Linked DNA regions of Homo sapiens: region 1 is linked to region 2. A link is a loop called in an ENCODE intact Hi-C map of the cell type or tissue named here. Cell type or tissue: IMR-90. All regions are shown on one strand. Each heading gives the region's core, and the rest is flanking DNA. Links, peaks and the distances in the headings are about the cores only. Region 1 overlaps LOC107985824 (a long non-coding RNA gene). Region 2 has its middle 170 kb from the start of LINC01911.

The links. Hi-C counts contacts between places; a loop is a spot of excess contacts. Peaks named below come from ENCODE experiments on the same cell type or tissue, not always from the same donor. Only the 100,000 strongest peaks of a DNase experiment are listed, where the experiment ranks them.
Region 1: it touches region 2 in a loop (5-fold over the local background); 1 of 110 quality-filtered maps calls a loop at or near these places.

The regions. Positions count from the first base shown.
Region 1 is chr2:146,936,604-146,945,330 of GRCh38, forward strand. It overlaps LOC107985824 (a long non-coding RNA gene), which reads right to left. Exons shown (of 3, transcript XR_001739217.2): 2 at 7,097-7,228. Among named protein-coding and RNA genes, the nearest start is that of LINC01911, 100 kb to the left of the region's middle. RefSeq lists an enhancer at 8,563-8,727. In IMR-90, for the core only: no CTCF peak of the experiment used is centred there; no DNase peak of the experiment used is centred there; H3K27ac peaks cover 576 bases.
Region 2 is chr2:147,002,429-147,011,155 of GRCh38, forward strand. No RefSeq gene overlaps it. Among named protein-coding and RNA genes, the nearest start is that of LINC01911, 170 kb to the left of the region's middle. In IMR-90, for the core only: no CTCF peak of the experiment used is centred there; no DNase peak of the experiment used is centred there; H3K27ac peaks cover 524 bases.

The DNA of each region.
Region 1 (8,727 bases), core at 233-8,232, 66 kb before region 2:
AGAGAGAGAGAGAGAGAGAGAGAGAGAGAGAAAGAGAGAGAGGACCAGGATGTAATTAGTTCACAAAATTCTTATGAAAACACCTGTATCTAAAAAATATGCTTATTTTCTAAATGCATCTATTAGAAAATGAAAGGAAAATGTCTCCCCCAACCAAGGTGTCTTCAATAAGAATTAGATGGCTTTATTTTTCACATTTTATCTTGAAAAATTCAGAATACTGGAATATTTTGGGAAAAGACAACTCACTAGCAAAGAACCGAAAACCACTGTATTATAAGCAAGATACAAATACATTCATTAGTGCAGTGTGAAGAGAATAAGATGATGGTAAAAAAAAAAAAAAAACCTACTGATATTTGTCTCTTGGCATTTTTAATTTTATTGCATTTAAAAGAATCAGTTAAGAAGGACTAGAAAAGAGAATAGAGATAGTGTAGATTTTATCAAGGTCCTGAAAACACATGCTGGCTGGCTGGCTGAATGGATGGATGGATGGATGGATGGATGGATGGATGGATGGATGGATGGATGTGCAGACTTTTTTTTTTTTTTTTGAGACACAGTTTCACTCTGTTGCCTAAGCTGGAGTGCAGTGGCACAACCTTGTCCCACTGCAACCTCCACCTCCCAGGTTCAAGTGATTCTCCTGCCTCAGCCTCCAGAGAAGCTGGGATTACAGGTGTGCACCACCACACCAGGCTAATTTTTGTATTTTTACTAGAGACAGGGTTTCGCCATGTTGGCCATGTGGGTCTCAAACTCCTGACCTCAGGCAATCCGCCCGCCTTGGCCTCCCAAAGCGTTGAGATTACAGGCGTGAGCCACCGCGCCCGGCTAGACTGTCTATTCTCTGTTTGTGATATTATATAGTATTAGGTAAGCAAGCCTGCTGATGGAATGGGTGTGATGAGGGATTGGATAGAAAGAAAAAAGTCAAAGATAATTTTTAGTTTTTTACTTGAAAAAATTAGTGAATAATAATGGAATATACTAACTTTTAGAAATTGGAGACAATAGAGTTGGAGAGGTAAAAAAAATCAAGGTTTTAGTTTAGCAGAGTTGTGTTTTAAATTTCTTTCAGATATCTACATAGAGCTATCTACTGGTTGTTGAATATATTTGTGAAGTATTAGGCAAAAGTCAAGTTTGTGAATACATACGTGTGAAGCGCTGATCTATAACTAGTATGTAGCATTATTAGATGTATGCAGTTACTTAGGTAAAAAGTGTGGATGAAAAATGGAGATCCCTGGAGCATTTAGCGCAGAGGAGAAAGAACTAAGAAAGTGTGTTGTCACAAGTTCAACAAGGTGTTTCAAAGGGGACAGTGTGGTCAGCTAGATACAAGATTCCTACAGAAAAGTCAAGTGAGATGAGTGCAGCAAAGGAAGGCCCCTCCAGTTTGCTCTGTGAAGCTTTCTGGTGATCTTAATAAAAGCAGTTTCAGTGGAACTCAATAGAAGCATATTCATGATACATTATTTATTTGTATTTATTTATTTTTTCTTTTTTGAGACGGAGTCTTGCTCTGTCACCCAGGCTGGAGTGCAGTGGCACAATCTCCGCTCACTGTAACCTCCGCCTCCCCGGTTCATGCCATTCTCCTGCCTCAGCCTCCTGAGTAGCTGGGACTACAGTTGCCTGCCACCATGCACGGCTCATTTTTTGTATTTTTAGTAGAGACAGGGTTTCACCGTGTTAGCCAGGATGGTCTCGATCTCCTAACCTCGTGATCTGCCCGCCTCAGCCTCCCAAAGTGCTGGGATTACAGGTGTGAGCCACCGTGCCCAGCCATGATACATTATTAAGAAAACCATTTTTATGGTCACTTAGCATGCCATCATGTTCAGTCTATGTTGTACTATAATTTATTTTATTTTATTTATTTCTTTTTGAGATGGAGTCTCGCTCTGTCTCCAGGCTGGAGTGCAGTGGTGCAATCTTGGCTCACTGCAACCTCTGCCTCCTGAGTTCAAGCAATTCTCCTGCCTCAGCCTCCCAAGTAGCTGGGACTACAGGGGCGCATCACCATGCCCAGCTAATTTTTATATTTTTAGTAGAGATGAGGTCTCACCATGTTGGCCAGGATGGTCTTGCTCTCTTGACCTCATGATCCACCTGCCTCAGCCTTCCAAAGTGCTGGGATTACAGGTATGAGCCACCACACCCGGCCTCTATGTTGTACTGTAATTTATTTAAGAAATATTTTATAATATATATTTAGTTTATATCCATTTTTCAGTATTACAAATGACATAATTATGACTCTCCTTGTACATATAGTGTTATATCTTCAATCACTTCCCTAAGACAAAGTCATAGTTGAGGTGTTTTTTTAATTCACAGATAATGTACATGGTAAATATTTTGAATATATACTTCCAATTTCCCCCTCTCTATGCAGTTTAACTTAGAGTATAATTCCTGACCTGGTGATAAAATACAAATAAATGAACTAAAAATGATTTATCTTGTTTAAATTAAAGTAGAGGTCTCCAACACCCAACAACCCAATTCATTCCTCTACACTCATTTTGAAACAATAATTCTTATTTAAAACAGTTATCCTTTTTTATACTAGAACTAACTTTCTTCAGCTTACTTTATGTGTGAGAGAGATTTGGAAAGAAAAAGTCATATAATGCTATAGTTTCTGTTACTTTGAGTCCATATTCTATGCATCTCATACTGAACAAAGGTAAGGTTTGAGTAAAACCTACACATTCTGAATTATTTGAGCTACTAGGTAAATCTACCATTAAAACTAATGAAATAACATTCTGGCTAAAAAAGCACTCAAATCTTAAGAAATAAATTCACCCATGTTATTTTAAAAAGCATATAATAGAATAGAATCAGGGTTTAAAACAATCTATTGTGTTTATTTACATCTCACAGAGCAGTAACAATCAAAGTTAAATTAAAACATCCTCGGTGCTTGGCACATTGCCTGGCACTTCACAGGTGCTTAATAAATATTTGTTGAATGAATTCAGTCAGTTCAGGAAGAAATAACATATCAACATTGCATTATCTCCTGTGGATGAACTGCCTGTTTTGCAAGGTAGTCCAAGAATCAATAGTAATTACTTTAGGATTTTGATGATTTGAAAAATTAACTTTAAAAGTGTGAATTAGGTTGTGTGTTGGCTTCTCTATCTCTAAAGTTCAATACTTTGCTTTCTGAAATGAACCTACAAAAGCATTTTTTTTCTCCAAAGGAGTCAAGTACCCTTTAGACACCAAATTAAACACCTTAGTTTATCTTTAGTGCATGGTAATTGAATAAATGTGCCTTCCCAGTAATACCCACAATTTTATTTCTCCTATTACAAATGTTCATCCAACATGAGCATATTTTAGGCTGGTCAAAATCAACACCTCTATTAAACAGTATTTTCCTCCAGTCAATATTTTTCTCATTCAAACATTTACTTTCAGCAATCCTAAAACTCCAGCGATCTAAATATAGGCAACCTCAACTTGAAAAAATTCACAGCTAAAACTAACATATACTCTCTGCCAATCTGTGCACCAGCTGTGGATTAAAATGTGCTGAAAAGCAGAACATTTTGTCTCTCTTCAATGATCAAATAGTCTCTTGCAGCATATACAACTCTTCATTAAATGGGGGGGGGGTGGTGCTGCAGGAGGGAGAGAAGAATCTGGGTGATTTATTTTGAGGTGTCCGGAAGGTGCTGAAATCCACTTAACTTACAGTTGTCACCTGGTTCTTTAAACAAAAAGCTATCTGAGTATTAAATAGAAGCAAGGAGAGCAGTGGTAACTGAGTTAGATTCTTGGAAGGAGAGTATCTTCCTGACTTTTCCAAATTACTTTCAGATTTGCTTCCTGTTTACTTTCTGGCAAACATTTAAAAATATCTGCCCAAATAAGGTCGCATTTGCAGAGACTGTAGAAATTCCATGCAACTGCAAGGTTCCGGGAAAAAAATGACAGATTTATTACAGGGGTTAGCATTAGTCAAAGAGCTCGTTTAATTATTTTAAGTCTCTTGCAAAATGTGAGTTCTTTTTTCCATTAATATAGTATTTACCAATATATATTCTTCTAATATTTGTAGCACAAAATTGCTCAAAATTGTTTCTACAATCCCATAGACCACAAATTCTTTACTTATTTACTCATTTTAAATGGCCTCAAAAACTGTACAGGGATTATCCAGCACAGAATGTCTTACTTAAAAAGATTGATGCTAACCTGATCAGCATAATATACGAATTGAAGCATAGCATCACAAGAAAAAAAATCTTAAAATTGTTGACTGTAAAATCATGATGAATATTTTTTTCAGTTTGCACAATTGTCAAATTTTTGTAGAGACTTTTGTCCAATGGCAGAACAATCTGTTTTACTTATTTAGCTCCTCAAAGTTTAAGTTCTGTTGTCTCCTAACCATATGGCAAAACAGAATTGTCACTGTCTAATCATAGCTTGTATTATTTCACGTTAATGAGCAAACCTTAAGTTCTTCACCATAATTTTATAAATACAAAGTGTATGTATGTTAATCAAATTGCCAAATTTAAGATTATTACTCACTGAGAATCAAAATGGAAATCTTACACTAAATTAAAAAAAAGGAAAAATATTTGTATGTCTATGTATATCATTATGATATTTTTATGTAGATATTTTATCTTTAGATATTATCTCAATAAAAATAAAGAAAAACAGGAAATTTGAGTAACATACTTATCTTTAAAATATGCAATTTATAAAGCAGAAATACAAAAAAATCAAAGCAATATAAGTAGCATTTTTCTTATATTTAAGCAGTACTTTATACTTTTAAAACCTCTTTTAACTATTTCATTGTGAACTTTACAATCACTTTTCAAAATACAAAAACACACTGTTATTCTTAATTTTTAGATGAGAAGGCAGATACAGAAATTAAGTGATTTTCCACAATGTCTTACAACTGATCTCATGGTGGAAGTTGTTTTTAAACTTTCTTAAACTTCAAACACACACACACACACACACACACACACACACACACACACACCTCTGAATTACAATCAGATAGCCAAATAAAAAAAATCTCCTACTTGCCATGTGTCTTAAGAGGACAATAAAGCAAAAGTTGATATATGCATTAAAATAAAATGATATAGGCAAACAGTTCAACTAAAGGCAAAGCAGGAAAAAAAGAAAAAAATGCACAAATGATTGGAAGGAAAAAGTGGTTGTCTTTCTCTCTTCTTAATGCAAAAAAAAAAATCTAATCAGAACTCTAAATGTGAATTTCACAAACACAAGGCCACACCAAGGAAATTAAGAGCAGCACAGTATAGGTTAAGGGCCACTTAATGACAAAGCATAATCAGTCCATTTCAATTGACCTTTTAGAAATAATCAGTGTTTTTGTCACAGAGTTTTATAGTATTTTTTTTCAAGCAACTTAACTTCTCTATCCTTGACTAACTTGCAAAAGGATACAGAATTGAATATACAAATATACCATGTTACGGCTACCATTGATGTTCAATTCTTTTGATGGAGAGAGTACATAACAATCATCTTAATGGAACTATATAAAAAAAGATCAGACTATCTTTGAAATCCAACATCAAAAGTTTTCTGAAATAAGTAGTTACAATTTTTTAAATTTAAGTTTTAAATATTAGGTATTGCACAGAAATCAGAGGTAAACATGATTGATTCCAGACAATTTGCTCTGAAAATAAGAATTGGCCAAATGTTAAGCTCAATTAGACAGCTGTCTATATTATCTGGGGTTATGAAAGACCCTTTTGCTCTTACACTTTTTATCTTACAGCACCTCATGGTGTCTTAAATTCCCACTAGACTTAAGATTCTGAAGGTCACTGAACAAATGTCAATGTTATCAGCACACATTTTAACACATCTCACACATCTAGTCGTTATCAGCTATCAACACCTCAACTTGGATTCATGTAAAAAAAAGAGCCTAATCAGTTACCTGGCAAAGAATAAAATAAAGAACTTGTATATTATGATTGAAGGGAAAATGTGACAAATAGGCTTTCTTGTGAGGTAGAAAGGGTAGATATAATTGGGAAAATAAGAGTGAAGGACAACCAGAGGCCGACAATGGGAAGAATTAGATATGGGTTACTCTGTCTTTGTCTTTTCCAGCTCCACAAAAAACTTCAGCTCTAATCTCATCCATAATTCTAAAGCAGCCATTATAATCTTAGAAATAAACCAATACATTCAGTATTTTGTTTCTCACATTTTTACCATATCTCAGCATCTTCTTTATCACACATGTAGAAGTCTGTGGAGTTGTCATTAAGGATGTTAGGTAAAAGATTTCTACTTTAAGATCTCTGATAACTGGTGTATCAGAGATATCTGGTAACATATCAGGATATCTCCAAATGTGATATTTGCCTCAATTTTCCTGCCTGAAATTCTTCTAATGAAGTCCAGGTCTCTATGTCCATCACAACTAAATGTCACATGTTGTGAACAGCAAGAGGTTAGACCTTGTCAAAGCAGGATCTTGACTGAGCAGGGGTTTATTGGAAGATGCCAAGAACCAACCCAGGATGTACTACAGTCTGTAGTTCAGAGAGAGAGCAAAAAAGTTCATCCAGTGGACAAGAAAAAAAGACATAAGAAGAATTACCAGCACGGTCTGATGTATTTTGATTTATCTTGCCTAGTAGAGTCTTCCTCTGTTTTTTTTTTCTAATATTTGCTTTTTCTATTCTGTAAGTAATTCACGTTAACAAGAGAAGACTTGGAAAACATGCAGATGAAACCATATACCACCTGAGATTTAACCACCTGGAGATAATCACTAATAACATTTTCATATATTTCCTCCCAATCTGTTTTTTTTCTCTGCATATATAGTTGTAGATAAAAATATAGAGGGATGTTTTGCCTCAAAAGGTACATATGCTTGTATAAGCCTTATATCATTCAGTGAATTCTTGCGAATATTTTTCTAGTCCCTCAAATTCTATAACATGATTTAAAGGCTACAAAGTTAAGTCTAGTGTATGATATGCCATCTAAGGGTGCTATTGACCCATAGGAACTCAAAGGCAAACTGATGTTGTCTATTTCTTACCTGTCTTCTCCTTTGAACACTGGAACACTCTTGGCTCTTTGCTGGGTTGAGCCACCACGATGACACCACTGTGTATCTTACTTTGGGTGTCATGCATCCTACACCTCCTTCAGACCTATGAAATTGCACCTACTGGAAAAAAAAAAACATTTGCTGAAATTGTCCACATCTTTGCACTGCCTCTTAGACTGTCTGGCCATCTGTGTCAGAGCATCAACTTCCACAGCCCCATTTCTTCAATCCCATCTAATCCTGCTTTCCTCCCTGCATGTATTTGTGGGTAAGAGATACCATATCTTATTTCTAAGCCTGTTTCTAGAATTAAAACTGTACAGAGGAAATATTAATGAAAATGCATTTATACATGTTATTATCTTGCCTGGCTATCCCTGAACAGGTATGTAGATTTTAGTATGGCAGTTCCTGAACTCAATCTCCACACATAGGTAGGGGATCTTCTTTGGACTTTTGTCATATTTATTCAACAAGTATTTATTGGGCACTTACTATGTGTCAATCACTATTTCATTTGCCTGGTCTTTAAAGACTACATTCCAGGGAAAAAATAAGGAAAACAGACAAATATAATAAATACAAATATAAAAAATGTGATTGAGGAATCAAACAGTTCGCTGGCTTAAAGAATACTTAGGGGACCAACTTTAAAGAGATCAGGAAACACTACCCTGAGGAAATCTCCAGCCCATTGTGGAGACTCGCTTTCCCCAGGATCCCAAAGAATTAAATTCACCTTCTTACCATTTTCAAAAGCACCTAGTATGTTGCAGGCTAGGATCCTTAGAATCTTGCCATTCCTGTCTCACATGTCCTTCATCCCCACCAACGTCCAGTCAATGCAACTTCTCATTAAAATATGTCTATTTCTACCTCACCTGAAGCACTTAAATACCCGCAGTGAACGAGTTAAACGATTAAAAATGCATTTTTCTTCCCAGCCTGCAGCAGTTCAACACATGAATTATGTCTTTGATTCTGGCAACTCTTCTGCAACTAAAAAGATGTTTGAAAAAGGAAAACAGGAAATGCCACAGAGAAATGTGTCTCTTTGTTTTTTTGGAGAAAAACCTTCCCATTAGTGGCGTCCAGCAGAACAAAGTGAAATATGCTAGAGTTTAAGAGTTAGCCAAACCTTGGAATTGGATTCTAGTTCTGCATCTTGCTTACTGTGGTGAGCTCAGTAAATTACTGAATCACATTAAACCTCAATTTCCTCCTCTATAAAATGAGAATACAATACTCTATGTAATGTAATTCTAAGAATTAGAAATAATATATGTAAAGCACTTAGCACAGCACCCTCTCACATATCTCTGGATAAATAGCTATTGTTATCATTTCTTAATGACCTCATGATTAATTATGAATTGTTATCCACATTTTATTTATACATTATCCTCATGGTGTGCCACCATGCCCAGAAAGGTTAAATAACTTGCCCAGAATTAGAGTCAAGGTGAGGCTTCAACTCCAAAACTCTGCTCTTAACTATGGTTAGAGCACTATGAAAAATATAAATGTAGAATAGCACGTCAGTCAATTTCATTAGGTTGCATCTCAGGTTCAAGGCTATCCATTCAAAGTAGCACGTGGCAGACGGAATATTATGTGGT
Region 2 (8,727 bases), core at 527-8,526:
TTCAAAGGTCTAGTCAAAAACTCCTGGGGAGTGGTATATGGTATCAGAGACCTGAGTGTGCTCCAATTTGTCATGGTTCTGATTAAGTGGATACATAACAGATGGTGTCTTGTTTTAGATGGAGATGAGTAGGTGAGAAATTGTCTGGCTATGTTGAATTCTTTTAATTAAAAAAAGAATGGGAAAAATAATCTGCAGCTGGTATGTCGTTTTTACCTCATAAGCACAGTTTTCTTTCCATTCAGTCATAAAAGGCAAGAAGAGAAAACGCAAACTCTCTCAATTTGGGACAAACCTAAGAAAGTCATTTCCTCTGTGGTATGAATATTGGATTAGCAAATGATTTCTTTAAAAAACAAAAAACAGTCAAGTGCATTTATTTTTCCTTTGAAATGGACAGCAACAGAATAAGGGAATTATTTATGAAACAGTTACAGGTCCCCACACCAGCATTATCATCATCACATGGGAATGTTTTGTAGACAAAGTCAGGCTCTACACTAGACCTACTGAATTAAGAAATCTAGGTTGAAGAGTCAGGTAGGGCCCAGAAACATGTATTGTAACAAGTCTGCTAAGTGATTCTGATGTGCATTAAAATTTAAGAACCACTGTTTTAGAATATTGAAAACTCACTGTACTGATAAGAAAGCTGTTAATTTTTAAAAGACTTTCAGCATCAATCCCCATATTGACATATATATATATATATTTTTTTTTTAGTATTTATCAAACGCTTATACACCATGAGGAAACTGAAGCATAGACAGGCTAAGTAACTAACCTGAGTAATACAACTAATAAGTGGCAGAGTTAGGATTTTGACCCAGGAAGTCAGGCTCTTGAGTGCAGGCTGCTCAGTTTTCCCATGTGCTCTTCAGGAAGCCGGCTTCATCTCCAGACCTAGAGGTACTGTGTATGGCTTAGATACCACACAGTCCATGTCACTCAAAAGTTTCAACATCTCCTGTCAACACCTGGTATCCTTTTTTCCTCAAACTCTGTAAATTCTACATTTAGTTACTTTATTACTTCATTCTCTTCTATTAAAACGTAAGTTCCATGCAAAAAGACATTTAAATTCTTTTCTTACTATGGAAATATTCAAACATATGTGAAAGTAGATAAACAGTATAATTAATCCAATTTATCTGTTACTACTTTCAAAAATACCAATATATGGTCATTCTTGTTTCGTCTCTATTTCTACCCACTCCCCATACCCTGGACTATTTTAAAGCAAATCCTGAACATCAATCATATCATTTCTTCTGTAAACATTTCAGAATAAACACCTAAGAGATAAGAGCTCTTAAAAATGTAACTTTAATATCATAGCTTTAAAAAACACTTATAATTTCTTAAAGTCTTCAATGCCCAAGCAATATTTAGATTTTTCTGATTTTCTTAAAAGTTGCTTTAAAATATATTTGTTTAAATCAAGATCCAAATAATGTCCATATATTGTGATTGGTTGGCAAGACTCTTTAAGTGGCACTAGGTCTATAGGTTTCCCCATCATCATTCTGTACATATTTCTCCAGCTTTTTTTCTTGAAGTATTTTGTTGTTATTATTATTGATAAAATCAGGTAATTTTGTCATGTTAAGTAGAGGTTAGCAAACTTTTTCTATACAGGGCCAGATAGTAAATATATTATGTTTTGAGAGTCATATGAGCTCTGTTTCAACTATTGAACTTTGCTGTTCAATCATAAAACAGCATAAACAATATGTAAACAAATGAGCAAGGCTGTATTGCAATAAAACAGCATTAACAAAAATAGGTGAGGAACCGAATCTGGCCCACAGGTCATAGTTGCTGATCCTTCCTATGGAATGCCACAGTCAGATTTCATTAATTATCCACCTATGGAATCCTTTATCAGGTCTTCTGTTCCTTCTAGTTTCTGTAAATTGGTAGTTAAATCTAAAGGCTTCATTAGATGTAGGTTTGATTTTGTTTTCTTGTTCGTATATTTTTATTTTATGAGACAACTTACATACATACATGTATACATATATACATATTTTGTATACATAAAATATGTATATTATTACATATTTTACATATGTATATACATTTACATATGTATGTATAAGTATGTATATTACATACTTATACATACATACTTATAAATATATAAGTATAATACATACATACTTATAAATATATAAGTATAATACATACATACTTATACATATATAAGTATAATACATACATACTTATACATATATAAGTATAATACATACATACTTATACATATATAAGTATAATACATACATACTTATACATATAAGTATAATACATACATACTTATACATATATAAGTATAATACATACATACTTATACATATATAAGTATAATACATACTTATTACATATGTATATAAGTATATTACATACTTATATACATACACGTATACATATATACATATTTTGTATACATAAAATATGTATATATGTATACGTGTATGTATATAAGTTGTCTCATGAAATAAAAATATATGAAAAAATGTGTGTGTATTTTATATATATATAAATATATAAAATTTTCATTGGGGGTTATTACAGCAAACAAAACAAAATAAAAGGAAACAAAGAAGCAGTGCATATTCATCATAGGGTACTTCTGTCACATTTTGAGATGTATTTATTCATTAATATTATTCATTATTCATTAATGATCATTGCCCAGATCTATTAATAATATCTCAAGAGCTAGAAGATAGTAATATTCTTATTTCATTATTACTTCTTTATTTATTAGATAGAACAGTGTTACAAAGAGAAATTATCTTTGGTCACCCTGCGGTACAGTTCATACAGGAAAGACAGAATAATTGCTTGATGATTTAGCTTATCATAATGAATTTGTTCTCTAGCATCCTTAAAAGATATCTAAACTTTTAAAGGATCAGTATAAACCTATGATATAAAGTATTTGAAGTTTTTCAATCAATTGTCCTTGTTATTCATATGGCACACACATTTTTTCCATCTTTGTTCAGTAGAAGTTTTTCCAAATTGTGTCTTATTCTTTTTGGCACAATCCTACTAGTCTTTGAAAGCATCCCTATTTTAAATTATGGCAAGATGTTTCAGATTTATCTTATAAATTATCTGCCCCAGATGCTGAATTATCCATTTCTCCAATGAGTCCTGGTTCCTTTTACTGACAAAAGGCATTTAGAGACCATAATCTGAGCATTAGGGTTGTACTTGCTAATGGGTTAGTCATTGTTTCTAGGGCTATTCATTGAACAGAATTGGAAATTATTTTCTTAAGGATACCTATATAACAAATTCATACAGAAGCCTCAAAAATTTTTGGCCAGGTAGAGTGGCTCAGGCCTGTAATTTCAGAACTTTGGGAGGCTGAAGTGGGAAGGTTGCTTGAGTCCAGGGGTTTGAGACAAACCTGGGCAACACAGTCTACAAAAAACAAAAAAAAATTAGCCTTATCAACCTTCAATCTGTATCTTCTTCCAATCATGCCAAAAATCTGAGTTCTCAAGGACATGGACATAATTACTCATTTGATTTATTAAATATCTCACAGTATAGACCTAACAGACTCAGAGTAACAATATTACTTTCAAAAGTATTATAACTTAAAATCATTTAATATTATTTTTAAGTTCTTTTTGTCATTTTGTTATTTTTGTCCGAGGGATATACAATCAAATTCCTGAATTTTAAAATCACCTGGAGTAGTTCCTTCCTATGTGACTATTCTGTTTCTGTGCTGTCTAGTATGGTAGCCATTAGCCACATATGGCTAGTAAAAATATAATTTAAATGACTTAACTATAACTTAAAATTAAGTTTCTCAGCATACCAGCTGCATTGTAAGTGTCCACTAGCCATATGTAGCTAGAGGCTACTATTAAATGGTGGAGATACAGAACATTTTCACCATCACATAAAGTTCTATTGGGTACATCGTTAAGTTTATTTTCTTTCCTTTTAAAACATTTTTAGAAATTCTTTTTGTATGTATTTTATTCTGTTTTGTTATTAGGTGAAAACCTACATAATTCCAAAGACAAATCAAGAAACAATATATACTCAAAGAAGTCTAGTTTCTATTACTGTTCCCTCTACCCTGTTCTCTCCTTCCCACGATAGATCAAGTTTTAATATTTCTGTGCTTTATCTTTCTATTGGTTTCATTCTTAATGTGAACAAATATATATATATACTTACATACATATATATAATTCCCAATTTTCTTAGATAAAGGGCAGCATACTATTTATTATTTAATTGAATAGTATTTTTCTATTACTTGCAAAGAAAAAAATGCAGTATAATATAACCACTAATTCTTTAGAAATAAATCTGTGCTGACTCACCATTAAAGCCTTTTTAAAAAATGAACTTGGAGATGTGGAGAAATCAACGAGAGACTAAATCCCAGGGAAACTTAAAGTTTTGGACAGTTATTAACACAGTAACTTAAAGCCCAAGTTCATGATCAAAAGTAAACTCTGAAATCCCAAGTGGTGAGTGAAGGGTGCCATATGTGTTGGAACACAAGAATGACCAGATCAGCCCAAGAGGATGCCAGAGAGTGATACTGACTTGCTCTCCAATAAGAAAATTTCAAATCCATCTGAGTTCGTTGCCAACAAATGCAATTTTTTTGAAAGGGTGGAACATGTTCATATTTCCTTAGTTTTTGTCAACAACTTAACAGCTGTGTTCCAAATGGACTGAAGTTGAGCCAAAATATTGTCTGGCAGCCCTGAAAACAAAATCTGACAATAATTGATTTTCAGAGCATTCACAGTATGAATCCCAACATTCCACAGTCTGGGGTTGTTGGGGAGATAAGGGGGTGGTGAGCATAGGTCTTTATTCTCTTAATTCTAGATAATACATGACCAAAGAAAATCTAAACAAGAGATTAGCCCAATCATTGTGTTCTATTTCTTAAGATAGAGTGAATTATCTATGAGATATGTAAAAAACAATATCTTTTTCTGCCTCAATGCTTCATACTAATCTAGAAGGAGCTTTGGTTACCATTATGCTACTTTAATGACCCAAAATAGTGTGCATGTAAGCATCATATCCCCCATTTGAAAATAAGAGAAACGTCAAGTATTACATGCAATGCTGAGGAATATATGGAAGGCAACTCTCACAAGTTCTCAGAAACCTGTGATTCTTACAAGAAGAAATAAACGAAATATAAAGTACTGAACATATTTCCCTTTGAGACATTCTCCAAAGCTAGCGAAAGGCATTGCAGAAATGTAAAGTATTCCTTGATATTGTTTAGCAATTCCATCTGTGGGGGAGGGAAAATGCAGCTAAGATCAACCTTGGGACACCCCCCTAAACAATATCAATGCCTGCTTTTCATCCTATATTTTGTTTGAGATCAAGTCATCTGACAGTACGCTCGAATTTTCACCTGAAATATTTACTCAGTTTTTAATGAAAATAAAAATAAAAAACTTTTCTCTATTAAAGAGAAAAGATCTTATATCCTCAGTAAACAACCTGGGACAAATTAATATATCATTGTCACCTCTGGTTTTTAAAATTTGTAGTTTTCCTCAGCTTTTCCAAGCTAGCCATATGTAGATATTTTCACTCAGCCTGACCATATTCACTAACCATATATGTCTACTTTTTGGAAAATATTCCCTATATAAATGTGAATGAAATTATAAATTTGAATCCCACATACTCATTTTTTGAACTCTATTTACTCACTAGCCAATATTCACTTAATTTGGAAACCTGTATGGTGAATCTCCTATTCATACCTTTGATGCTCATCTGGGTCAACCAATGAAAAAGGAGAAAAATGAATTATGCTTTTTAAAATCATTAATAAGGTATAAATCTCTAATAAAAATGCATGAATCACAAATGTGCTGTCACAGAGAAAAATAATAAGCCGAAGAAACCTCAACGTCCTCTGGTTCAATCCTTTTTCTTAGTAGAAGGAACTGAGGCTCCAAGAGTTTATGAGTGTGTTTATCTTGCCATACTTTTCTAGCGCATCAGGAGCAAAATTAAGCTAGATGGGGCTCCTGCCTACCTGTCCAGAACTATTTTCTCATAGCATCAGGTTGTGTATTATCATGTATGAAAAGGTACCAGGATTATTCTTGTTCAAAATAAACACTACCAGTGATCATCAGAATGAGTGTGTTCCCTGCCAGGATCACATCGTTTTTCTGACTCACATTTCCTGACTTGGAGAGCACCTGCCCTCACTGCTGGCACCTCACAAATCTGGGATGATTTAGCTGACCTGGGCTGGAGGTGGTTGGTTTCCAGAACTTTGGCTCCAAGAACCCAGTGATGGGCTCTGATCTTGGGGCATATTTGCTCTGCTTGCTGCAGCCAAAAATGTGCTTGTGTCCGGTCAGCATTCTTGAAAGGTTTGCCTTTGAGTCACCCTTTTCCTATGGACCTTTTGTTCATACACTGCACTTTTAATCATTATTTAACATTTATTTAATACCTTCAATATTTCATCTCACCACATACCACTAAGATATTCTACAGAACAATGATTTTACTTAGATGCTTAGAAACAACAGTAATAAACACAGTAGGAATTACAATAATTTGAGTACTTATTATATATTAGGCAACTTACACACCTTTTGTCACTTAATCTTGAGAACTTTCCTTTAACACACACTGTGAGACGGGTATTATTAAATTGATGCTACAGATGAAGAAACTGTTTCAGAGAGCTTAAGTAAATTGTCTAAGGTAAATGGAAGAAGCAGGGCTGTCTAACCCCTAAGGTTCTGTTTCTGATTACCATTGTCTTGAAATTAAGAAGTACCACCTTGACCATTTCATGGCCTACAGCTGGATCACAGTTTATTAGCGGACAGTTGGGAAATCAAGACTGTGTTGGAACATATTCAATAAGGGGAAAAAAAATCAGTCATTACTTCAATAATTACACTTCACCCTTTTAAGGAACCCCTCCCTCTCAGGATAAGTTAAGGTCTTTTAGTTATTCTTGAACCCTTTATCAATCATACTGCACATACTCCTACTCCCTCCTCCTAAATCCTCCTTCTTCAATACTCCAAAACATTTTTCTCTTCTAATAGCAGCTCTTTCAAGCTGGTCTTCACCAAACAAACTTACCCCAGTCCCTTTAACGTTTTTAATGATTTGTTTTCCTCAAGTTCACTTGTTTTTTTGTTTTTGTTTTTGTTTTTTTTGAGACAGAGTCTCCCTCTGGTGCCTAGGCTGGAATGTAGTGGCACAATCTCAACTCACTGCAACCTCCGGCTCCTGGGTTCAAGCAATTCTTCTGCCTCGGCCTCCTGAGTAGCTGGGATTTACAGGTGCACACCACCATGCCCGAATAATTTTTGTATTTTTAATAGAGATGGGTTTCACCACATTGGCCAGGCTGGTCTCAAACTCCTGATCTGCCTGCCTCGGCCTCCCGAAGTGCTGGGATTACAGGTGTGAGCCACCTCGCCCAGCCAAATTTGCTTCTTTTTAAGATCATCTTCTAAAACTATATATCTAAGTTGTTGGCCACTATTGACAGAAACCTTCAGATTTTTTTTTTAGTAAAAATAAAAGAATAATTTTTATAAAGTAGTTAATAGTTTTATTGGAGTAAAAGATTGTAAACCAGCATCTTGTTGATCCATATTATTCAGACATTTCCTTTTTTTCTAGCTCATCTTTCCACTGCCTTTTTTTACCCCAAAAGGAGACAAAAGCTCAAATGTTTCACAGCTCATTAAGAAATTGAACAAAAGATGAGAAATGCCTCCTGGAAAATGTAGCTACACTAAAACTGCCATTAAATCTAAATGCACAGCTAGGTGAATGTTCTTTATTCTGTCATTATTTCAGCGTCATGATACTGAATGTGAATGAACTTTGTTCAAACAAACATACCTCAAGGGATTCAAAGAGTATCCCTTATCACATAATCATGCCATTATTATTCATAGCTTTAAAAACATCAAGCTGAAATATATTTCTATCATAAATGTAGTAAGAGCATAGAACTTGATAGATTTGGGAATCAACACAGAACATTCTCTGTTCTTCAGATGCATCTATTGCTCCTAGACTGATAGGAATCAAGCCTATTATAAATATATAGATTCAAAATGACCTCTCTCAAACATAACTTGGGACTCAGACAACTTAGTTGGATGCAATCTGTCCCTGGATCACTTCCATCTTGTCTTCTTCTCAAGGGAGTTGGGCCATAATGTGTAACTATTCTCAGAAATGGGTAATCCTCAACCCCTGGGCATCTCTCATGAATGTTTTTTCCAGCCAAAACTACTTCAGACTTTGTAGCTTTTTTTTGATAGGTCAACTTACCATCTCTATACAAATATTTATGTCACTATTAATATCATGCCTCCGTTCCAAAGCCCTGAAATCTAGAAAATACTACACAAGCACAAGTCCTCGTAACAGCCATGAGTTAGTTACACAGGTAAGAAACAATAGGAAGATAAGGAGATTCCCAGAATCACCCTTAAAAATCAGTAAGCTACAGATTGAATCTCCACACTCTGATTCACAGGCATTTTTTTTCCTCCTCAAAGAAACAACACACACTCTCAGGAAAAAAAGAAATATTGATGAAAAAATTTAAGTTCCAGAAAATGCCAACAGCCTCTTGAATCAAATGATACAAAATTATAAATGCAATTGAGCATGATCTCCAGGTACTGAGCCTATTTGATGCTAAGC